Linked DNA regions of Mus musculus: all the other regions are linked to region 2. The links are chromatin loops, found by intact Hi-C in ENCODE. Cell type or tissue: gastrocnemius. All regions are shown on one strand.

Region 1 (8,000 bases), 380 kb after region 2:
TACTTTCAAATTGATACAAATTCTACCCTTCTGGATAAAGGCTTAGAAATACATACTCAGATACTGAAATTTATTTTCATTACTAGGCATCAATCTAACTAATAGGTAAAAACATTCAATGATGTCTTCTCCTAAATAATAAGCAAAGACATTCCACTGCTATGTGATGGCAGAATACTGGATAACGGTCTAATTGGTTACCAATTAGGGAGTGAAAAATTGTGATTCATTCATGTAACTGTACTCAAAAATATAATTACATAGTAATTATAATTAATAATTAATTATAATTAAGGTAATTTTAAAACATACTCCTTATCACTGCTGTCTCCTTTGTGTTTTGTAGTTTTATTTATGCTCTGTATATTTCATTAAATAAAAAATTCAGGGATTTCTCCTCCTTGACCTTTCTTTTTGAATTGATCCATTTTATTGGTCTCTATCTAATTCATCCATTTCTCATGCAATCATTCTTCAGTCCTTTCTTGACGACAATGACGACGATGATGGTGGTGATGATGATGATGATGGTGGTGGTTTGGTTGTTGTGTTTTATGTGCTGCTCAGTTCACTCAATTTCCTTCCTTCTCATTGAAATCTCACCTGTTAAACAATGCCGGTAAGCTAGCTGTGGTTGCAAGTGACCTTCAGATATTTCTAACAGTTTGATCTGCTCGGGGGGGGGGGGTGGAGATTTGTTAACACTGAACATGTCATTTAAAATAATGTGACTCAGACACTAGTGGCATAAGAATTCTAAAAGTGTTTGAGTAATGGGACACAATTGCGGCCAGCTTTTGACCTACTACTGAGGCCAGTGCCTATTTTGTAAGTATAAAACTGCATGGTTGCTGAACACTGTCTATACTCATAAATTTGGGAAGAACTAGCAGCCATAAATTAAGGAGATACTCTTCTGTTCCTTTATTAAGATAACGTTTGATATTGCATAGATATGAATAACCTAAGATATCCCTAAATGTCTTTTTCTTTCTTTGAAAATGTACACATTATCTGTACAGCCTCGCTTCATTTTTTGTCATAATTAAATTCAGATGGGATGGCTTTCAAGTGCAAATATTAAAAATTGTAAACACAATAAGAGAAAAAGTTTTCATTGCAAACACCAATTCACTAGCTACAGATGTAGATGAAAGCAGATTATGTATTTTAAGTGGCTTTCAAGGCTAGAATTTTAAGCAGTAAACTGCAATAGAAAAGCAAGTTTGCAGGTATGTGATCTTTACCAAGGCCTGCAGCAGAAATCATTACATTCATGTGTTTGCAGATTATGTAACAGGTTTTAAGTGGCCAAGAGAGGGAGGATTTTGTGGTTAGAAAAGTGGAAATGTTCTATTTAACATCTGACCCTACTGAGTCCCATCTCGAATTACTGTTGATCAAATTACAGATGATTGGCAAGCCAGGTGGGAGGCAGAATGTGTCTGATGAATCTTCAATAAACATGTTGCCACAAACCTGTGCAATTATTATTAAAATCATGAACCTAATGCTCTTATATTTAAAATAGTGTCAAGAAAAATTGTTTTGCAAAGCACTGTGAGCTAGAGGTTGCGGTAAAAGGCTCATAATTTATCTTCTCCTAGTGATTTTAGAACAAGCAAAACAGCTTTGTGAAGATGCACTAAAACATATAATTAGAGATCCAGATTAACAGTTTTATAAGCATAATTGAAAGTATTTTTGTTTTACACAAACATGCATCTCAACTTTTCATACTTCCAAATGTTGAAAGCATGTAAGAGCCTATGATCTAGGAATTAGCTTGTATGAGGAAACACCAATTGAAACCAAATAAATAGAAGCCCAAACTTTTATCTCTCTCCCAAGCCCAAATATTTGGCAATGATTCTCAACCGATTGCCTTCTAAACTAGCACTTTAATGAGACAGTAATCCAGAGCCAAAACAGAGAGAGAAAAAAAAAAGTTTGTCATGGTTGTGAAATCTTTAGGAAAGTATACGTAACACCCAAACACTGCCAAAGAAAAGCTAACCTTGAGGGCAATTTTAAGTGTTAAGATTTGATGAGAAGATGGAATCCCAGGGCATCAAGAGCAAGGAGAAACAGAAAGGAAAACAGATACAAAGTAGCACGTTAGTGAACACTTGTGAGAAAGTACTGCTGACTGTTCCTAAACAGAAAGGAAAACAAATACAAAGTAGCACGTTAGTGAACACTTATGAGAAAGTACAGCTGACTGTTCCTAAACAGAAAGGAAAACAGATACAAAGTAGCACGTTAGTGAACACGTATGAGAAAGTGTAGCTGACTGTTCGTTCTGCAGCTTTCAGGCAAAGCTCAAGCCTTGGGAGTGTCCGTGGTAGAGACTGATATGCCGGGTAGTGTTTGTTTTCTGCCTCTGTGAAGGTTTGTCTCATACTGTTCTAACTCACCTTGCGCTGGGACCTTGGGCAGATAGAGGCAGAACATTCCACCATCAGGGCCCCTATAAGGAAGCAGGGTTGAATCTTTACCCTCATTTGTTGGGGGTTATCTGTCAGGGAGGGAACAGGAGTGGAACCCTCCGCAGAAAGGCCAGCCCTGGACACCACGAAGCAGAGGTGGTGGTGAGGTTGGTGGGGCTAAGTAAATCTGGAGAAGTACATCAATTGCTCTGGGTGTTCTTTAGGCAACAACATTGCCATATTGTTCTTTAGGATATTTTCTTTCTATTGTTGGAGTGAATCTACTCTTAGAGGACTTAGTTCTGAGAAGGATGCTTTTAAGGCTCATGTAAATTTCCTAAGCAGTAAATATTTTTTTCCTATCAGCTTGTCTCTCAGTCACCTACCCCCTAGCAGCAGCTTCTCCCCCAAAACAGACACCCTACTTCGGCCAACTTTTGAGGACATTATTTTACTTACAGTTTGAGCAGAATAAACTTTATATACCTTTAGATTACACTTCTGTGAATTGTGGCAACTGTGATGTAATCACCACTGCTTTTGAGCTATAAAGTTATTGTCCAGCCTGCAGTGTACTACTTTCGTTTTCTGGCCAGGCAAAGGCTTTGTTTACAGCTTTTAAACATGGACTCTAGTTGGTCGTGATCTTTTCTGCGATTTTCCTCATGTTATGTTTTCAGATCCTTGTGAGTTGTTACCTGTATTAACACTGAGTTAATGCTAGGTTCCTTCTTGAGGGTGTGATGTGCTTTTAGACAGTGTTACCTGCATTATCCTCATTACTCCTCACCATCCTGACCAGAACAGCACTCCACTGACCAGAACAGACACTGGTAAAACCTGCTCCCTGGAAGTGGGCGCAATCACCCTCGGATGCAATCCAGGCCCAGAACGTCCCCGAAGCTGGAGCTGGGCGGCCGCTGGGCCACTGGAGTGCGCAGATGACGGATCCTCAGGCTCACAGAAGGTAGAATCCTGGCCAGAAAATAACCCGAACTCGGTCTAAGGCAGCGGTTCCGGGAGCAGCATGCTTATAAGAGCAAGGACAAACCGCACTACACCCGGCGTTTCCCTCCGCGCGCGGACGGCTCTACTTCCCGGCTGGGCGCTTGGCTCGGGGATCGTGGGGCTCGTAAGCTCTCCGTGGGCGCCTTTCCCGATGTCGTCGCTGGGCTTCCCGGGAGCAGGGGTGGCCGCGCTGCCGCCGCGCGCTGCACAGAGCTGACCTTGTTCTGCGCGGTGTCTGCTTGAATGGCGTCGGGAGTTGGGGTCGGGACGCGTGGGCCCAAGGCGCCCCGGCCTGCCATCCCCTCGGGCCCCGCAGCGGACTTTCGTTTTGTGCTGAGCGCCAGGGCATTGTTCCCCTACTCATGGACTCACCGGGTGGCTTTGTCTGTCGGCCTTCCTGGGGCGGAAGGAGGGCAAAGGCTGGGGCGTGGATTTGGATTGTGCACCACCTTCTCCTTTAGCTTTGAGCCACTGGCCGTTGTCCCCTTTAGGGTTTTGATCTTTGGGTTTTATTGTTTTCTTGTGCTCAAAATTGCGTACAGAAGCTAGTTTTCTGGCTCTTTGCACCATCATCTTGTGTTAGGAGAAAGGAAAGAAAGGAAGGAAGGAGGGAAGGAAGGAAGGGAAGGAAAGGAGGGAGGGAGGGAAGGAAGAAAGAAAGAAAAGAAAAGAAAAGAAAAGAAAAGAAAAGAAAAGGAGGAAAAGAAAGGAAAGGAAAGGAAAGGAAAAAGAAGAGAGGAGAGGAGGGGAGAGGAGGAGAGGGGAGGGGAGGGGAGAGGAGGGGAGGGGAGGGGAGGGGAGGGGAGAGGAGGAGAGGGGATGGGGAGAAGGAGAGGAGAGGAGGAGAGGGGAGGGGGAGAGGAGAGGAGAGGAGGAGAAGAGGAGAGGAGAGGAGAGGAGAGGAGAGGAGAGGAGAGGAGAGGAGAGGAGAGGAGAGGAGAGGAGAGGAGAGGAGAGGAGAAGAGAAGAGAAGAGAAGAGAAGAGAAGAGAAGAGAAGAGAAGAGAAGAGAAGAGAAGAGAAGAGAAGAGAAGAGAAGAGAAGAGAAGAGAAAAAAGAATATGAGGCCTCCTCGGGATGGTGTGCAACCCTTGGCAGAAGCAATGTGACCTCGGGGCCTAGGGGAGGGAATTGACCTGTGTTAGAATTAGGGTTAGGGGTCCTATGATTTAAGACTATCCAAAGCAAACGTGGGAAGAAACTGAAGTCTAAGAAGTCATCATCTATTTGTTCATACAACCTGTCAGGAATGAGAAAACAAATAAGTAATAGCAAATAAATAATACCAGCAAGGCGGAATGTGAGCTCAAGGCTGGCTTTAGAACTACTTTTCGCCAATTACCTCCCACAGTCATGACATTTTAAACCTTTTGCATACAGTTTATGTATTTGCTTATTGGTTTCTCTCCTTCCTGTAAACCTACTAAAAAAAAAAAAAACAAAACAACAACAACAACAACAAAAAAACACAGGAGTTCACTTTTTTTCCCTGGAGCCTAGTATGTTATTTGGCAATATATACAGCATTGCAGATATTTACTGAATCAGCAAGTTAAAAAAAAAAAAGCATTACTTAAAGGTCCTGTGAGTTGAGGATAAACATACCACAGGACACAAGGAAAATGGTTCTTAACTCGCTTTTACTTTTTGACTCAAGAACTCATAAGGAAGAAAAAGATCTCTTTCCTCTCTTCTTCTTCTCAGTCTAGGGACTCTGATGTGAACTCACCTAACGTGCACAAGGAAAATGGAAGCCCACACTGTTCTTCACTGATGTGCAGTTACAGAGTTCCCTCCAGTCTGTGGCACTGCCAGGAGTGTTCATGGCCAGCCACTGTGAGTCTTTGAAGAGTACCTAGACAACATTATACACTCTTAAAGACACACCTGGAGGGTTGGAAACTGGGCGAACCTCCCTAGTTTAGAGAAAAATGATATGAAGTACTTAAGTGGGATCCCCTCCCCCCATCTCAGACAAGCCAGCTACCCACAAGGAATTCTCCTGTATCAATTTGTATTTCTTTGGAAGTTTTGGTTAGGCAAAGTCTGCAGCTTGGCTGGACAGGCTTGTAATTCCTATCAGACCATCTCTCCATAAGAAGTAAATTTAAGATTTCATGTATTAATGTTACGATCATTCCAGTAATTATGGCACCCTAATATGGAACACTAGAGACATCTTTTGAGGTCACGCTTTCAAGTGTATCTAACCAGTGAACTATGTAACCAGTGAACATCCAGTAGTGTCAGGGACTGTCACTGGTGCCACAGGTACAGCAGGGAGCAAACAAAGGTCTCCCTGCTCTCCAACAGCATTGCATTATCACTGTGCTTTTTCTCTATTTTAATCATTAATTTGCCATCTGCCTTCTTGACTAGCTGGGCCTCTTCACTAGGTTTTTTTTCCCCTTTCCTATTTCCTGTCTCTCAATTCATTCAGAATATAAATTTATGAAATAAAATGTGATGGAGGGATGGCTCATCAGTTAAGAGTAATGACTGCTCTTCCAGAGGTCCTGGGTTCAATTCTCAGCAACCACATGGTGGCTCACAACCATCTGTAATGGGATCTGATGCTCTCTTCTGGTGTGTCTTAAGACAATGACAATGTACTCATAATAAATAAATAAATCTTTTTAAAAAAGAATGTATAACATCATGAGAAAATGTTTAATAAAATAGTGGTAGGAGAAAAAATTGTGATGAAATAAAACAAAGAAAATAGCCATTTAAGAAGCTAACTTTTAGCAAAAGGATTATTGTTTTCAAGTTTTCTTTTTTATAAAGTCTGAATATTCTTTCAGTTGGCTGTGGCGTGAATGGAAATAATTACTATCTAGTCAACTTCTATCCTTCTGTAAGAATGTTTTTTTTTTTCACCTAAACTTTGATCACAGCCAACTTTAAAATACACCACAAACATAATGTGGAAAATAGCAACATTGAGCATGTAAAACAGATGCCCTCAAGATTGATTTTCTTCCTTCCCTCCCTCATTCTCCCTTCCTCTTTCTTTCTCTCTCCTCTCCCTCTCTAGGTCTCTGTCTCTTGACAGAATCTCACAGGACAGCTCAGCCAGGACTCAAATTCGCAGCAACCTTCTTCTGCCTTAGTCTCCAGGTGCTGCGATCACAGGCATAAACCGCTATCACAGACTTCTAGGAAAAATTTTAGAAAGTAGTAAATAATACTAGCTTAGAGGTCTGGGTTGTGTGAGGAGATTCTAGTGTATAGCTCAGCCTGGGAAGGAACGGTCAGTCTCAATTTATTTTCGTTGCACTGTCCTTGATTTTCTGCCACTTGTTTGCTCTAAGTTTTCTCCCTTTACTCTGAAGTACTTGCTGCCCTCAATGTTCTCTGAAGACCATAGATTAAGTGCAAGTCTCCTCCTCCCCCATTGCCTGTTTACAGGAATTTTATTTCAGATTTGCTGAGACATTTTTTTCTGCGCGATCTCTGTTTCCCTCCTCATTGTCTTTGGGCTAAAGGGAGGATGTCAGGTGGTCTCTTCCCAACCTTCCTTTCGCAATTTCCCAAACAGTGAGGTCAGAGATGGATTATTGACCATGCTGGTGAGTCTCAGTGTTGGCTGGCATAGGAGAATCACTTGGGAGGCCTTTAAAAAAATACTGGTTCCTAGGCTGCCCTGGACCAGTTAATTTCAAATCAGTGGAATTAGAGTCCTGGTGCTGTTCTTGTTATAAATATCTAGAATACTACACGGAACGCCACTTCGGGAAGCCGTGCCATGGGTAGCTCAGATGCACGTTTATTACAAGAGTTCTCAAGCTTAGTTCCCCGTCTCTACCGTACATGGGCTGGGATTATAGGTGCGTGTCGTTAGTGGACGCACAGTTGGCTTATCCATAAATTAAAACGCTGATGGAAGAACCTTCTAAAGTTCTTTAAGATCTAAGTTTTAATGTACAATAGTTAATTTTAGGAAGATAGTTTCACCAATCCCCCTTGCTTTAAAAATGTAAAATTACTGTAAATGCACACATTAAATGTGTGTGTCTATGGGGACACCACAGCAATCAATGTTCAGAGCATTTTTATCACTCCCAAAGTTCGATCGTGCCCCTTTGCTGGCGATCCCCACCCATCAGTCTCAAACAACCTGTGATCTGTTTCCTGCCACTATTGATTAGCTTGCTTTTCTGAAATTTATATAAAGGCTCCAGGGCAGAGGATGATTCAGTAGATAAAAAGCTTGCTGTTCCAAACATGAGGAACTGAGTCTGGATCCTTACCACCACATAAAAATCACAGTGCTGGAGAAGCAGCAACAGGAGCATTCGTGGGATTTGCTGGCCATCCAGCCTGACCTACTGAAAGAGAGACCCTGCCTCAAAATCTACCATGGAGAAGCAATTGAGGAAGAAACTGGGCATAAAACTCTGGCCTCCACACACATGCACACGTGCATACAAATATTTAAGCACATAAAACCTTCATATATACTACTTTCTGGTGTCTGGATACTTTGACTCTGCCTCACGTATTCTTTTTGCAGTGTGCCTATTTTTGCATTCTTCCATTAGGAGTGGGGTCTGTTCTCCAA
Region 2 (8,000 bases):
ATAGAGTCAATGCCTTATAACTTCTCATTTCCTTCAGAAGCCTCTGTGCATCTGCTATTTATATATACCTATTTACATTCACTATTTTGTGTTCCCATTGCAACTAAAGTATTAACCTATATGAGGCTAAGGGTTTTGTGCTTAAGATCCAGTGAATACCAAATAAGTCTTCACTGAATAACAACACTGGATAGTTTTGCTACTTCATCTGTTCCAACATCTGCTAGTCAACAGGAGATTGCTTGGCTTTTGAATATCACACATTAAACCTTAAACAGATTGAGTTTATCTCTATTACATATTTGGTCCCTTGAAAGTCTTCCAAGAAAGCTAAGATTCAAAGTAAAGAACATTCCAATCTATTTTCCATTGTCAATAGAATTAAGTTCCTTCTGGCTTTCTTTTCAATTTCAACACAGCTAAACACAGAAATACAGATTAAAATAATTTTCTGAATTCTTTTCAAATTTTCCAATTTGACCAAATCTTCTCAATTATCTATATGTATTTCCCCATCGTTCCTAAAAAGGTTAAGGTCTCTAGTTGTTCATACTAATTCACTGCAAACTAAATAGTATGAAATTACAAACCATGATAGTACAGAGGAGGCCAGGTAACTAATCTTTTTAAATTATGTGCATACTGTATGGGTTTTATATTCAAGTACAGTACCGTCAGAGGCCACATCAGGTGTCAGAACCCCTAAAATTGGAATTATAGGCAATTTGTGAGCTAAAATACACAGGTACTAGGAAATGAAATCCATTCCTCTGCAAGAACAGCAAGTTCTTTCTTTCTTTTTATTGTTCTTGATTACTTAAATTTCTTTTTTTATTAGATATTTTCTTTATTTACATTCAATGTTATACCCTTTCCTAGTTTCCCCTCTGAAAATCCCCTATCCCCTCCCCCTGCTTCCCAACCCACCCACTCCCATTCCCAGTCCTGGCATTCCCCTATACTGGGGCATAGAACCTTCACAGGACCTAGAGCATCTCCTCCCATTGATGACCAAGTAGGCCATCCTCTGCTACATATGCAGCTAGAGCCACAAGTTCCACCATGTGTTTTCTTTGATCAGCAAGTTCTCTTTAACTACTGAACCATCTCTCCACACAGATATAATATAAATCTGAGCCCAACTAAGTCTACTGCTAAGTCTCTATATTCTCTTTAAAAGCTTAATTTCTACAAACTATTCAAAAGCATCATCAAGATTTGTTTTGCTAAGTTATTGTTCTACTTTGTTTTCTGTTGCTATGACAAAACACTGACAAGATAAATTTAAGGGAGAAAGTGGGTTTTTTGGCTTACATTTCCAAGTTACAGTCCATCTTTGAGGGAAGTCAAAGCAGGAACTGAAGCAGAGACCTTGTAGGTATGCTACTCACTGTTTTGCTCCCCGTGGCTTGCTCATCTAGCTTTTCATATAACTCAGGATCATCTGCCAAGTGGTGATACCACACATAGTGGGCTGGGCCCTCCCACAACAATCATGTCAAGAAAATGCTCCCACAGACTTGCCTACAAACCAACATGATTCAGGCAAGCTCTCAATTGAAATCCCTTCTTCAAAGATGACTTGTGTCCCCTCTAGCATTTGTCAAGGTGACAAAATATGAGCCAGTACAGTTATCTATAAAACTCTCACTAGCTACAGAATTTAATCAATCTTTTTAAAGATTTATTTATTTATTATATGTAAGTACACTATAGCTGTCTTCAGACACACCAGAAGAGAGCATCCGATCTCATTACGGATGTTTGTAAGCCACTATGTGGAAGGGCAGTCAATACTCTTAACCGCTGAGCTGCCTCTCCAGCCCCTGAATTTGATCAATCTTAATGAATACAAAACAACTATTTAGTTGACCTAGCAAGATGGCTCTACTAAATTTAATTCCTAGGACCCTCATGGAAAGAAAACACCAACTTCCAAGAGCTGTCCTCTGACCTCCATGTTTGCCATGGCACGCATAAAAAAATAGACAAACAAAAAATAAATGCAATAAAGAACATTCCTGGTGTTGCAAAGATGGCTTGGTGGTTAAGATCACTGGCTGTTTTTTCAAAGGCCCCAGATTTGATTCTCAACAGTCACAATGCAGCTCACAAATGTCTGTAATTCTGGTCTCAGGCCATATTCTGGCCTCAGTGGGTACTAGGCACAAAGGTGGTACACAGACATGCCTGCAAGAAAGCATTCATAAACTTTAAAAACAAAACAAAACAAACCTAGAGCAGCATTGTGGTGTGGTACTAAGAAGAAACATTTAAGACCCTGACAGAGGTAGACAAACACACACACACACTAACATGGAAGGGATTAGGCCAGGTATACTGGCACATGTCTTCAATTCTAGTAGTCCTTGAGGTAGGTGGATGGATAGCTAGCCTGGTCAACCTACTAAATTCCAGGCTAGTCAGTACAGCACAATGAGAAATCTTGGGGCTGGAAGGAAGTGGTAATTAACCTAAATAAAATAAAATAAAAACCAAAAAAAAAAAAAAAAAAAAAAACTGTAGAGGAATTACTTCCTATTCTACCTACCCTAGTTTTTTTTGGGGGGGGGAGGGGTGTTTTGTTTTGTTTTTAGTAGTTGTTGTTTTTGGTTTTGTTTTTTTACGTTAAAAAGTAAAATGCCTCTCCTGAGTGGGAAAAGCCTACAATCTCAGCATCCAGGAGCCTGAGGCTGGGGAATGACGGTTTAAGGGGATAGGCTGAGCTACATGAAGAACCTGTCTCAAGAACCTAAGCCCAAATAAATAGTCTTCAAACTTACATTTTCACTAATTATTGTTAAATACACTGCATTATCATTTACTCTGGAAATGAGGCCTATTTTTTCTCTATGAGCAGGAAGTGGCACAAGGTAACACAATGACCACAAAACCATTGTGTATAATATTTTTAACTCTTAAGAAATGAGAACTGTTAAGTTTAATACCATGGTAATTTTATACTCAATGATTTTATATGCAATCATGGAATTAAAATGCAATTATTAAAAATTAAATTTCTGTTTAACAGTTCAATTCATTTCCTTTGAAAGTTTCCTATTTCATAACTTATAGGAAGAGGTACATTTCTTAGCTAATTCTGTTAAGTGTGCCTTTTTGCTGCTGCTGTTGTTTTTGCTTCACAACTTACATCTTGTGTGAAGGACTCAATCATAGCTTGTGGAAGTCTCTCTCATTCCATGATCATGAAGTTATTATTAGTTATTAACATGTCTTCTTTTTTCTGTTCATTGTTTGAGGTAGTCTGAATAAATACCCTCACTCAATCACTTTCAAGTAGAAATAAAAGGGAACAAGAGATTTTACAAGTTAAAGACCCAAGTTAAAACCTGAAATGAAATCAATGGAGAGGCAAGGACGTATACACAAGACTATCCTGACCTCCTCTTTCAACAGCACTCCAAACACCTCAAACCCTGAAAGTGTCACAACTTCTCTAATGAGTTCTAGGACCAAGCGGGAGGAGGCTTCAAATTTTTCCAGATTTCTAACTGCTACACAAACACTAATAGCAGGCTTTAACGATTACAAAATACAGTGCAAGAAAACTGCTAACAGACGCTGGGCAAAATGTATTTCAGTCTTCCCAGAAAGGACGAGGGAGAGGGAGGCAGTTGGAGTAAACATATGTTTAAGTGGGAAGATGACAATTTGGGGTGATACATGGTTACTGTGTCACACTTGAGTGTTAAAAATCGGTCTGCCTACATCTCTCTTCCTTCTTCCTTCAGCACAGCTCGCGGGGTGGGGGAAGGATGGTCTCCAGAAAGCCAAAGAAAAGGTAGTTGCACCGTCCAGCCTAACACTCAGATCAGAAGTTCCGAAGTTGGGCCGACAGTGAGGAACTGGGAAGAGATGGCGGTCAAGTGGACCGGGCTGGGTGAGGAGGTCCGGCCCGCCGCGCTTACCTGCTGCACCCCGAGGAACTCGTAGAAGTTCAACTGCACCTCTTCCACCAAGTCGAACAACTCCAGGTCTCCGCTCTCCCAGGCGCGCACTGGCCGCACGGCTGCCAGCAGGAACAGCAGCAGCAGCCACAGCGGCCGCACCGAGGATGACTCCAACCCGGAGCGCCGGCGCTGGGGAAGTCGCGCGGATCCGAAGCCGGGAACCCACATCGCGCTGGGCTCAAAGAGGTCGGTCGGCAGGCAGCCACGCCGTGCGCCGGCAGAGAGCGGAGACGTGGCGGGTGGCGCGGGCGGTGCGGACGGCGCCTGTCAGTCAGGAGCGCGGGCAGCCGCCCGGAAGCGACCAACCAGGCTGCCGGCTCGAGGGAAGCACTAACTGCCGCGGAGCCGGCGGCTGGGGAGCGGAGACCGGCCGCAGCCCGCTCTCCCTCTCTAGACCCTCGCCCCGGCCTAGGAACAGCTGGAGAGCCAGCGCTGGCACCCAAGCGGCCGTGTGGGAGAGGTTTCCCCAGGCCTCAGCCTATCCCAGGCCTCGCTTCCGGTGACATCACGTCTCCTAGCAACTGTGGGGCGGGGGCGGGGCCGGAAGTAGGAACGCCAGGCGCTCTGGATTCTGGCCTCAGAGAACAGCTTTCCGTGGCTGGCTTGTAGAGCAGCTGCACGTGTGTCAGCGCTGGCTAAAAGAGGTGAATAATCAACAATCGCGGACCTCCTGGGCCAAGAACGCCTATCTGTAGGTTTTCTTCCCCATGCCTTCTACCTTGCCTTCCTAAGTATTGATATTAAAAGCATATTGGAGGGTCGATGTATTTTATTGCTTAGGGGCTTCTGTTCATGTGCATTTTGTTATTTGATCAGTAAAGGTAGGATGAATTGAACAATGCCTAAAACACACAGATCCACCCCATTGTGGTTTTGGAAGGTGGGGGCACAAAAAGGAATTTAACCAAGAAAAAAATTATACTTCTAAATATGAATTAAGATTTGCGGATATAGTCCATGCAAATAAGCAGCCTCTAATTTCCAGGAGATCTGAAGCCCCCTTCTGGCCTTTGTAGGATCCTGCACACACCTAATACACATAAATTCAAGAAAGCAAACACACATACATATAAATAAAATTTAAAATATTCTTTTAAGTCTGAAGTTTATTTCCTTAAAGTAAAACTAATCTTGGACCTAGTATTGACTTTTGATTAAGACCACTTCTTCCTCTTGCAGAGGACCTGAGTTCTGTTCCCGGTACCCATATTGGAGTGGTTCACAACTGCCTGTAATTCTAGCTGCAGTGATCCAGTACTCACCTCAAGCTTCCACAGGCACCTGTGCATGTGCACATACACATAGGCAGGCACATACATGTACATACAAGACCCATCATCTTTACCAAGTCCCTACATTAAAGCAAATGTTTGTTTATTCAATGAGTGAAACTGTCAGAAAATATGGCAACAACAAATTTTGTTTACCCAATGTCCATCCTTTCCATATTTGATCATATTATTGAATACTGTGTTATTTGAAAGTGGTGTGATCTTGCCACAACTGCAAACGTGTTAGTATGAGCTCTTAGCAGACAGTCCTGTATTTCTGTCTTGAACTCTGTGTTGTCCAAGAACTCTAAGGACTTACTCCATTTTCAGGGGACTTATCACTTTCTAAGGCCAGGCTGATACAGAAGTCGAGTTGCCTCTACTTTATTCTCTGAGACAATTTTCTTACTACAATTCAAATTTGTCATTTCCACATTAACTGTTGTGCTGCAGGAGGTAACACAATTGAATAAATCCTTTGTCAATGTCTGGGCTAAGGGCAGTTATCAGCTGTTTTCTTCCCTGGTGGCATTTACTGATCCTAGGTATGGAGTGATTCGCTTTGGTCTGCTCAGAGGGACTTTACACAGATAAAAAGAAAGCAACGAAATCTTTACTTTGAATTGTATGATGGACTAAGGTACAAAGAAGCCCCAAACATACAGTCAGCCGTCCCACAAGACGCCCGCTGAATATCGCTTGAGGTTGAGGAACTGTGCTCACTGGTCATAAGATTTGTGATAGCTATGCCCAGTTGTCAACTCCACTATAACTGGAGTAAACTACAATCCAGAAATGGAGGGCACAGCAGACACAAGCTTTTGATCTAGCGCTTCAGGCTGGAAGACACACATTTTTAATACAGATCTCGAGGCACCCTTTAATCTGCGCCATACTTTCTGCTGGAGGATTACATAAGAACAAAGGAAAAAGGAAAGGTTCACTCCTCTTTGCCTGCTTGCATTCACTTTGCCAGCACATCTGTTGGAATCTACTTCTTCAGGATTCCAGCTTATACAGAAGACCAGCTGAACTACTTAACATTGTGGGACTGAGCAACTACTGCAGATTATAAGTCACTCCAGTGTATTCTCTTTAGATAGATAGATAGATAGATAGATAGATAGATAGATAGATTCTCTTTAGATAGATAGATAGATAGATAGACAGACAGACAGATAGACAGATAGATAGACTTAGAGAGAGAGAGAATTTAGTCTATACGTTTTGTGATTCTAGAGAGCTCTGACTAATACACGGCTGTAAGTCTATATAAGGCTACCTAAAGGGAACGCCTACTTTAAATACATGGGCGTTATTCTTCACACTCAAGACCATGGCAGTTACTTCTGAAGTTACACAAAGAAGATCTCTAGGGCCAAGAGGATGAATGCTTTTCTGGTTCTTGCTCAAAATTTCAGACGAATCATGAAGAGAAAAAAAGAAAAACAGAAGTTGATTGAATCTTAATAACTCTGCATCCCAGTCACAATCCTACTCTTCTGTGATTATGTAGAAGATATCAGAAACTTACCCAACTTGTCTAATTTCTGTTTTAGTGGAAAATAAGCTATGGAATATAGTCTATGGAAATTTTGTGTAAAACTCTGGGATATGTGGTTGTTTTTAAGTGTAAGACATAACAAGAATAGGAAGTTTTGGCCAATGATAAAGAAGAAGAAAGATTAGAGAATCCCATAGATAAACCAGATGTTAAAGCTCAGATAAGATATTTGAAATGACTTATTACAAAATAAAGCAAAAGGTCATAAGATGGAGGAGGGGAAGGTGGGTAAAATATATAACAAGGTACAGAATTTTAACAGAATCAGTGGGAAAAATCTTGAAAAATACAATATATGAAATCAAGAACACAGTAAAAGAGTTAAACTGAAGACTAGACATAGTAGAACAGAAATTAGCGGATTTGGGGAAAGATCAAGACGATAAAAATACCCAAAGTGAAAGAAAAAGAATGGAGGAAGAACAGAATTTAAAAGGCAAGTTTGTAAAGAATAAACCTAGCATATGTATAACAAACCTCAAAACAATGAAGAAAGATACTCTGGAGCAGAAGTGACATTTGAAGGAATAGTCCGTTTTACAGAAGTGATGACAGACATAAAGCCACAGAAGCAAAACGACACTCAAAATGAATCACAGATCTAAATGGAAATGTTGAAATTTTAAATTCTTGGAAGCAAAATTCCAAGTGACCTATTGGCTATTAGTAACCTTTAGCCAATGATTCCTTAGATATGGCACCAATTGCATACATGCTAACAGAAAAGATAAATTACACAGAAATAATTACTTTTATGTTACAATAATATCACAAAAATTTAATAGCTGGAATAAATCCTAACTAAACTCTAAATATTTGTCCTTATACCAAGAGATAACTGTAGCTCTCACTCCTCATCAAAGAAACTTCTTTTTGCAACAGACAGAGACCATTACAGAAAACTACAACCACCAAAATGGGAGCTCAGTCCCAACTGACACATCTGTAAAACAACTGCTGTACTTAAGGCTCAAGGATCATCAGGGAAAGAGGAGGGAGATTGTAAGAGAAGCATTTGTGTCTGAACTGTATCATCCTGTGTCATCCTCAATGAGGATGATGACACCAATAGACAAGCTAGCATGGAAGGAGGGGAGCTCATAAGGCCTCAACCTCAGACAGACTACAAGGCTACAGGCAACTAAGGATCTGAGAGCAAGGGAAACAGCAATGGCCCACAATTAATGAATGGAT
Region 3 (8,000 bases), 280 kb after region 2:
TGTTACTATGAAGTGGGGTACTGTCCAATGTGACAACGTGCAACATGACACTCAGACATGCTGACTTTATTCATTAATAACAACCATTCCCCCACAAATAAGCATCTAAATTAGGAAAAACAAAAGTGTTTCAAGTTGAAACTGTCGTTGCTCTGGGAGAGTAAAAGACAATTCTTGCTCTACGGCCCTTTTCTTCATTCTTTCAAAACTGGATTTTTTTTTTAAGCTTTCAAATTCTTTTAATTAAAAAAAATGCCTAATGTGTCTTACTTACTTTGGGGTTTTCTTAACAAAGAACTATTCTTGTCCTCCTAAACCAACCTCGTATTAAAAAAAAAAAAAAAGAAAAGAAAGAAAGAAAAAGAAAAGGAGAAAGTTAAACTTTATACAGGATTTGTCTTTGAAGTTATGAGTCGCTAAAGAAGTAATTCATTTATACTAAAGATCTTGCCATTCCTAACCGTACTTTAGATGAGTATCTCGTATTTATTTACGAAGACTCTATTGAGTAATTAAAGCCACGGACGTAGTGAGTTTAGGAGCACAGAATTTATATGACAGAGTGCTTTCGAAAGGTATTTATTCGCAGTAGCATATAAAATTTTTTAATAATCCTGTCAAATATGTTCATGAATAATTTATTAATCTCCCAATTGTTAACTACCGGGCGTGCACACACCCGCCTGTGTCCTGCACATCACGCAGAAATCTACTGCCATGTTCCTGAAGTGACAAAGACAAGGTAAAACTGGTATATTTAAGATGTCCTCAGCCTCACAAAAGGGCAGCGCTGCGGGTCAGGCTGGCGAGTTAACACACGCACTCAGTCTCCCGTTGTCCCGAAGCCCAGCTTCTGGCCACACTCGCGGCGGCGGGGTTCCCGCGCCTCCCTGCACCAGGCCCAGTGGGGACAGAGCTGGTGCGGTCCCAGGTGAGCGCCAAGCGGGACCAATGGGCGTCCGCGCTCGCCGCGGCCGAGGCCAGCGCCTCCCAGACCGTGCGAGAGGCCGGCGCGTCCCGCCCGAGGCCCGCAGGGCGGCTGAGACGAGAGGCCCAGCCGCCGCCCGAGCTTCACCCGAACCCTCCCGAACCTCCCCGAGGCGTCGCCCGAACCTCTCCGAACCGTCCCGAGCCGTCGCCGAACCTCCCCGAGCCGCCCCGCCGCGGGTGCGCGCGCCCGATCAGCTGGGCGCGCGCCCCGAGTCACGTGGTGTGCGTGTCGAAGGTCACGGCGCGCTCACAATGGAGCTCTCGGAGTCTGTGCAAAGAGGCATCCAGACGCTGGCGGATCCCGGTTCCTTTGACTCCAACGCCTTCGCGCTTCTCCTCCGGGCGGCTTTCCAGAGCCTGCTGGACGCCCGGGCGGACGAGGCCGCGCTAGGTAAGCGGCTCTCCCGCCGCCGCGGCCTGGGCGGAGGGGCGCCCGGCAGAGCCGCCAGCCCGGCGCCTTGGGCACAGCTCCGGCCCGGGCAAGTCCCCGGTTTTCGCCCAGCCCGACTGTGGGGACCCGAGCGGGCCCTGAGCGCCGCTGTGCCCCCGCAGGGCACCTACACGGGGCCAGCTCTACGCTCCTGGCCTGGTTTCCCTGCCAGACTGTTTCTTTGTTCCTTTGTAAAGCCGTGTTCAAGTCTAGTTTGTGGCCTAAATGTGTGGGGGTTTTCAGCCTCCTCGGAGGCTGCAGCTGTTTTGACACTTGGACTTCAACTGGGGAGGTCCTGTGATTCAGCCTCCCCCAGCTGGGCTGGAGGGGGTTGAAAAGGCAGTTTCCGAAGCAATGGCTGGGTCAGACAGCACTGACATTTTCCAACCTACAGAACACCTCCGGATTCTCTGATCACTCCAGCACGGGCGTTCAGAGTGTTAAGCCCAGGTTATTCGTCCAGAACCCTCAAGTAGGGCGCCTAATGTTTTGTTCTGCAGCGGCTACCAGGAAGAGAGACTATTTAAAATGTCTGGTCGCAGACTGCAATTGTCATAATGGATTAAGAGCGTACTTTAAGACAAATCACTTCTAGATAATTCCCTCAAATCTATCAACACATTCCAGAACTCCTTGGGTCTCCACACCCCCCCCCCCCGTTTCATACTAGATACTTGGACAACAAGTATGAAAGTGGAAGCTGTTCTTAAAGCCCCCCCCCCCCCCCAATTAACCACTACCTGGTTTATCTCGAAGCTGTGTGTGTGTGTGTGAGAGAGAGAGAGAGAGCGAGGAGAGGTGGGGGGACTTGAAGATATTAATGGGATTTTGATATTTCTGTTGTGCATGCTAATGTATGCCCTCCTATCAAGCTTCTTTGATGTATTTATGTTCATGGAGTCAATTGCTCTAAAATGTCTTTTGAAAGTTGTTCATTTTGAAATTTACTGTGTAAACTACCTTCAGTTTCTCCTTTGCTTTCAGTCCATCCAGCAACCACTGCCCCCCCTTTCTTTGAGGTATTTAAAAAAAAAATACTAAGACGAAATAAAAGAAGGTAATTGAAAAGAGAGTGACAGCAGATTATTGATGTATTCTCTTTATTGTTTTGCAGTTAACCTTGTTCATCTCATCCATTTACAATTGAATTTTTGTTATATTTTCTAAAGAGGAAGTTTTACCAAAACCAAATATTCCTCTTAGGAACAGGGGCCTAAAGGATTTGTAATCATTAGCAATTAATTTATTTTAGATCACCCATACTTGAAACAGATCGACCCAGTGGTTTTAAAGCATTGTCATGCAGCAGCTGCAACTTGCATCCTGGAGGCAGGAAAGCACCAAGTTGACAAGTCTACTCTAAGGTACAGACTTTATCTAATGCCCGCTTACTTTGAAGTGGTATCTTTGTCATTGTAATTTCAGTTTTTAAAGATAGAGACTAAACCTTGCTTTATTTCCCCCCCCTCCTGCCCCCTTCAGCACTTATTTAGAAGACTGTAAATTTGACCGAGAGCGAATAGAACTGTTTTGCACCGAGTATCAGGTTACTTACTTTAAACTTTTAAATTAACAATTAGTACCCACCCCCTTTTTTCCTGCTGTTTGCAAAACTGTGTTTTCTTTCTCCTTCCCCAGAACAATAAGAATTCTCTAGAAACCCTACTGGGAAGGTAGGTACTGTGTTAGGTGTCAAGCTGCGGAGCTTTTCCCTTGTGGGTAAGGAATGGAGTGTGCTGATGGGAAACAAAACTGAGCCAAAAAAATTGGGATCCTGACCCAAAATAAAGGGCCAAAGGGCAAGTGGAATAATTGAAGTTAAGCTAATGTTTTTTTCAAGATAGAGCCTGACATAATCTTAGTAGGTGTGCTTTCACTCTTTTGAACTTGAAGATGAGGTTCAACAGTCTTTAAGTTCAGAGTGGAATGAAACGAGTTAAGAAGAGAAAGACACCATTGAGAAAATCCTGAAAGTTTTTCTGTAGATACTACAAAATTATCATTGTCTTTCAGTATAGGCAGATCTCTCCCTCATATAACTGATGTTTCTTGGCGCTTGGAGTACCAGATAAAGGTAAAGATAACAAGCTTTTCTGTAGAGGGAGTTAGAGGAACTTTTTTTTTAAAAAGGTTAGAGTTAAAGACTGATGTTTTGTGTTGTTTTAGACCAACCAACTTCATAAGATGTACCGACCTGGATATTTGGTGACCTTAAATGTAGAGGTATGTATAGATCCTTGTCTAAAAATTATGTGTAATAAAAATTTTCATTTCCTTTATATAAACAAACATTTTTTTCTTCCATAGAACAATGATTCCCAATCCTACCCAGAGATTAATTTTAGTTGCAACATGGAACAGTTACAGGTACAGTATTAGGACCTTTAAATGTTTCTTTCAGTGGGCATTTGAGAACTGTTATGGAGACTTTATAATATTCCCAGCATCAGGTAATGAAGGTTGGTTTAGGTTTTAATGGCAAAGAGAGAATGGAAAGCAGAAATTTAACATAGATTTCACTTTTAAAAGTAACATAGTAACATCCCCAGTAGCCTGCATTTACTGGTGCCCCTAATTGAAAAATAACTTTAAAGTTTGAGTTCAGCACACTTTCTTTCATTCCATCATGCATCTGACTCATAAAACTGAGCAAAAGTAAGAGATTGGAGAATGCCTTTCACAAATTAAACTTCCAAAGTTTTAAGCAGGAGTTTTAAATTACCCTATAAAGGGAAAGTTCACACAAGTTCTTAAAACTGTTAATATTTTCAGTGTAAAACTGAAGAAATTAAAGTCTTCGTTGATTGATGGATATGCTAACGAATTTCTTACCAATTAAATAAAATGAAGATCATTCCTGAAAATTTGAATGAAATTAAATGTTCCAAAGACATCTGTAGTCACTTTAGAGTAAATATTAGCGAAACTTTAAACAGAAAATGTGTGTGAATCATAACCTTCCTTAGAGAAGTTGAGAGATAATTTAGATATTCTCAGCCTGCAAAAATTCTGTTAGAAATTCCCTTTTAACTAGAACTTGAATACCTGATTGGAGGACCAGATCCAGCAGAAGAAGCGCTTCTTTTCCAAAGGGCTTTGCGAGCTGTTGAGCTCCCGTGGACTCCTTAGGTGTTCTTCCTTCCGACTGTGTTCTTGCAGCTGCTTCAGAGTTGCTGCTTCCTCACTTGTATGCCCAAGTTGTGACATGATTGTACATCTTTTAGGACTTGGTGGGGAAACTTAAGGATGCTTCAAAAAGCCTGGAAAGAGCAACTCAGTTGTAATTTGGGGAGGCTGATGACCCCAGGAGCCTAGAGGAAAACCAGACGCGCCTTGTCTCCTGCTGGACCATCGTTCGCGCGAGCTGGATGTCATTTTCAGTGGAAAAAGAGCTAGCACCCTTTTGAAGTGATGCCAACCATCAATTTTGACACTTTTTTTACACATGTGAAATGGTTAAGAGGGAGACTCTTAAGCATCTGGATTTTCAGTATTACTCTTGCGTTCCTTCTATCTTGAGCGTCTTCAAGCCCTATTAAAGTATCGTACCCTGAATAAATACGGTGGTATTCCCACAAGAAGGGCGGCATTCTGTTTGGAGTTTGTGTGTGACTTTGACGACTGAGTGTGCCAAGCACATCTGCCCTGCGTGGGCTCGGACGCCTGCCTTGCCCCAGGTTAAGTGTTTCGGGAAAGGTGTGCGGCCGGGCCGTGCTCGCTGCCCGGCCCGCCCGTTACCTGCGCCCGGCCCGCCCGACCCCGCGAGCGGAGCCAGCCCGGCCGCTGCCCGCGCGCGCCTCTTCCCGGCCGCCAGCGGGCGGGGCGGCCGCTGTTGTTTCCGCGGGCCCGATCCGGCGCAGGTTCGGCAGGGCCGAGCCGGGGCAGCGGCCGGGCGCCCCCGGCGGCGGGCCCCGCGGACGTGTGCGCCAGAAGCAGGAGACATGGTGGGGGGCGGGGCGGCGTGCGGGGCCGAGCGGGCCGCGCCGGGAGAGCGGCGTGTGGCGCTGTGGAGAAATGCCTCCGTCGCGGCCCCGGCGCGCTGCGCGGGGAGGGGAGGGGGCTGGGCGCGCGGCTCGCGGCGCGCTGCGAGGGGAGGGGGCGGCCACGGGCCCGACTACACCGACACTAATTCCCAGGCCGCCCTTAAGGAATGAGGGGAGCACGTGACCCGGCGGGGGGCGGGGGAGGGGGCGGGCGGACTCCGAGCCATTTTGGAGCCGGTGTCAGTTTCCACTCTGCCTTCAGCCGTGCATTTTTTTCCACCCTCCCCTCCCCCTCCTGGTCCTCCCTCCCCTCCCCCGCCACCCGGCCCGCAAGCACACTCGGCGCCCCCCGCCCGCCCGCCAGCCCGCCTCCCCCACGCGAGTCTGAAATCATAATCGTAGTATTAAAGGCAGAGATCGGGAGAGACAATGGGGAGGTTGGCGAGGGAGCCCCGCGCAGGCTTAGCAACACCTCCCGGCCCCGCAGAATAATACGGCTCGGCCCCTCTGCGCGCCCTCCCCCGAGCGCGGCCGGGAGGCGGCGGCTGCGCCGAGGAGGAGGAGAGGCCCCGAGGAGGCGGCGGCGGAGGCCGCGCGGAGGCGGAGGAGGCCGCGCGGGAGGAGGAGGCCGCAGCGCGCGAGCAGGAGGCCGGCGGGGGAGCGGCATGAGCGGAGCGCGGCGGCCGTGGCTGCTCTCGGCCGCGCTCGGTGCCCATTGACAGCGGCGGCGGCGGCTCGCTCCAAGATGGCCGCTTGGCTCGCATTCATTTTATGCTGAACGACTTTTAACTTTCATTGTCTTTTCCGCCCGCTCAGATCGCCTCGCGCCGGCCGCTCTTTCCGGGTACGTAGGAGGCGAGGCGCCGACGGGCCGTGGCCGGGGACTGGTGGGGGTCGGGGCGGCGTGGAGGGGGGGGGGCGGAGGCGCTGACAGCGTGGGCAACCGGCCCGCGCCCCGCGCCCGCGCCCGCGCGCCCGCCGCCTCCCGCGGCGCCGGACGCCCCGCAGCCCGCACCAGCGCCGCCTGACCGCGCTCCAGCCGCTCCGGCCGCCGCCCGCGCCCGGCCGCGCCGCGCCGCCCCACGTTTTAGTTCCCCGCTCCCCCGAGCGCCCCTCGGCACCCTCGCGCCGCACATGGTCCCCGAGAGCGGCACTTGTGTCTCCAGCCTGCGCGGCTCCCGCGGCCGCTGCGCCCTTTGTTGAGAGGTAGACTTTGCTGAAACGGGGACGGGATCCCGAGATCGGGCGCTGCCTGGGTCCAGTGGCTTCCCTCCTCTCCCGAAGAAAGGGCTCTGGAGGTCTTTGAACCTCCAGGGAACGCCCCCATTTTATAGGGATGGGTACTGTGGGGAACAGCGATCCCGACGAGGTGGGTGTTAGGCTGGGGGGAGCCCCGACAAAAATGTTATTAACTTAAGTTGGAGGGACACTTGTGTGAAATTGGATGGCTGGTAAGATGGCGGTTCCCAGTTGTTTCCAAGGTCTTGTGCATTTGTGTTGGAAAGGGTAAAGTTTTCAAGGTGGTATTTGTTGGGAGTCGAGGACAGGGGTTCCATACGTACTTGGGGCGAGCTCTCAAGGAGGTGGGCATTTAAAATTTGAGCTTTGTTTTGGAGTGAAGCCGGTGACTGTACGTTAGCCTTGCTGAGCGCCCTTTCTCTCTCCACTCTCACCCCTCCTTTTTTCTTCTTTTCTCTCGAAGACACTACAACTTTCCCCTTTGCTGTGGGATGAGCTGAGACTTAGGTCCATTGCATTTTATAGATTTTGCTAAATGTCAGAATAGGTCATGAAGTAAGGGGATGGATGCTTCGGAGAAGGAGCACTAACGCGTTGATTGCTTATGTTTACGTAGTCATTTGGACTTGACAGCGCTGGAGCATGATCGTTTCCCCAGAGCTTTACAGTTAATAATTGGAAATAAACAAGGAGAGAGACTTTGATCATTCCCAATTGCAATAAAAGGATTTAGTGGGCTTAGTGGTCACGGTTCAATATCTGAAAGAGAATTGAGCATTAACCCCTTCGCTTTAAAGTAGGCAAAATTCCGGGCATATTTACCCTAATGCAGATGTGTGGTGGCAGTTCAAGCTATTTTTATAGGAACTCCCCCAACCTTTAGGGAGACGTTGTAAAACGTAGTAAAGACTTGATACTAGAGATTGTAAATTGTTGACCACATGAGTAAAACCAAGTTCTGAGACTATGTACATTTGGGTCCTAAGTACACTAGGGAGATAAAGGAGATTTAATCAAGAGGTTGATTTTTCTGTAAAATTATTATTATATGATGTGTTTATAATCTACAGTAAATTGTATTTATTTCCATGTCTTCTATGAAAGGGAAATAATTTACAATAATCTATGAGGGCAAATTATACTCTTGTAATAATATCTTTAAAACTATGTAAAAGATTGTTTATGCATGTGTAGACACTCAAATATAATCACATACAAACTTTTGCAAGGCATGTAAGCATTTGGATATATTTGATGTCCAGTCTACCACTAAGCTCATGAGGGTATGTTAAGTGTTCAAGTAGGCAAAGTTCTCCCCATCAGTCAAGTCGCCCCCAAGTTTACCCACGCTTTCCTTT

The links. Peaks named below come from ENCODE experiments on the same cell type or tissue, not always from the same donor. Only the 100,000 strongest peaks of a DNase experiment are listed, where the experiment ranks them.
Region 1: a loop joins it to region 2, with 3 times the contacts of the local background. A loop is called at or near these places in 14 of 42 quality-filtered maps.
Region 3: it touches region 2 in a loop (3-fold over the local background); 16 of 42 quality-filtered maps call a loop at or near these places.

The regions. Positions count from the first base shown.
Region 1 is chr2:18,763,623-18,771,622 of GRCm38, forward strand. No RefSeq gene overlaps it. Among named protein-coding and RNA genes, the nearest start is that of Gm3363, 6.8 kb to the left of the region's middle. In gastrocnemius, no CTCF peak of the experiment used is centred here; a DNase peak (open chromatin) is centred at 3,523; H3K4me3 peaks cover 2,565 bases; H3K27ac peaks cover 2,728 bases.
Region 2 is chr2:18,388,362-18,396,361 of GRCm38, forward strand. Dnajc1 (DnaJ heat shock protein family (Hsp40) member C1) reads right to left here and starts at 4,469. Exons shown (of 12, transcript NM_007869.3): 1 at 3,930-4,469. The coding sequence starts at 4,139. In gastrocnemius, a CTCF peak has its summit at 4,970 (motif pointing left); a DNase peak (open chromatin) is centred at 4,441; H3K4me3 peaks cover 2,276 bases; H3K27ac peaks cover 2,083 bases.
Region 3 is chr2:18,671,223-18,679,222 of GRCm38, forward strand. Commd3 (COMM domain containing 3) reads left to right here and starts at 1,213. Exons shown (of 8, transcript NM_147778.4): 1 at 1,213-1,381; 2 at 2,673-2,784; 3 at 2,903-2,966; 4 at 3,059-3,093; 5 at 3,434-3,494; 6 at 3,587-3,643; 7 at 3,728-3,787; 8 at 4,645-5,009. The coding sequence starts at 1,243. The coding sequence ends at 4,704. It overlaps Bmi1 (Bmi1 polycomb ring finger oncogene), which reads left to right and starts at 5,796. Exons shown (of 10, transcript NM_007552.4): 1 at 5,796-6,247. It overlaps Gm33355 (a long non-coding RNA gene), which reads right to left and starts at 1,182. Exons shown (of 2, transcript XR_374026.2): 1 at 1,114-1,182. In gastrocnemius, no CTCF peak of the experiment used is centred here; DNase peaks (open chromatin) are centred at 1,146, 4,769, 5,526, 5,945 and 1 more place; H3K4me3 peaks cover 5,218 bases; H3K27ac peaks cover 4,164 bases.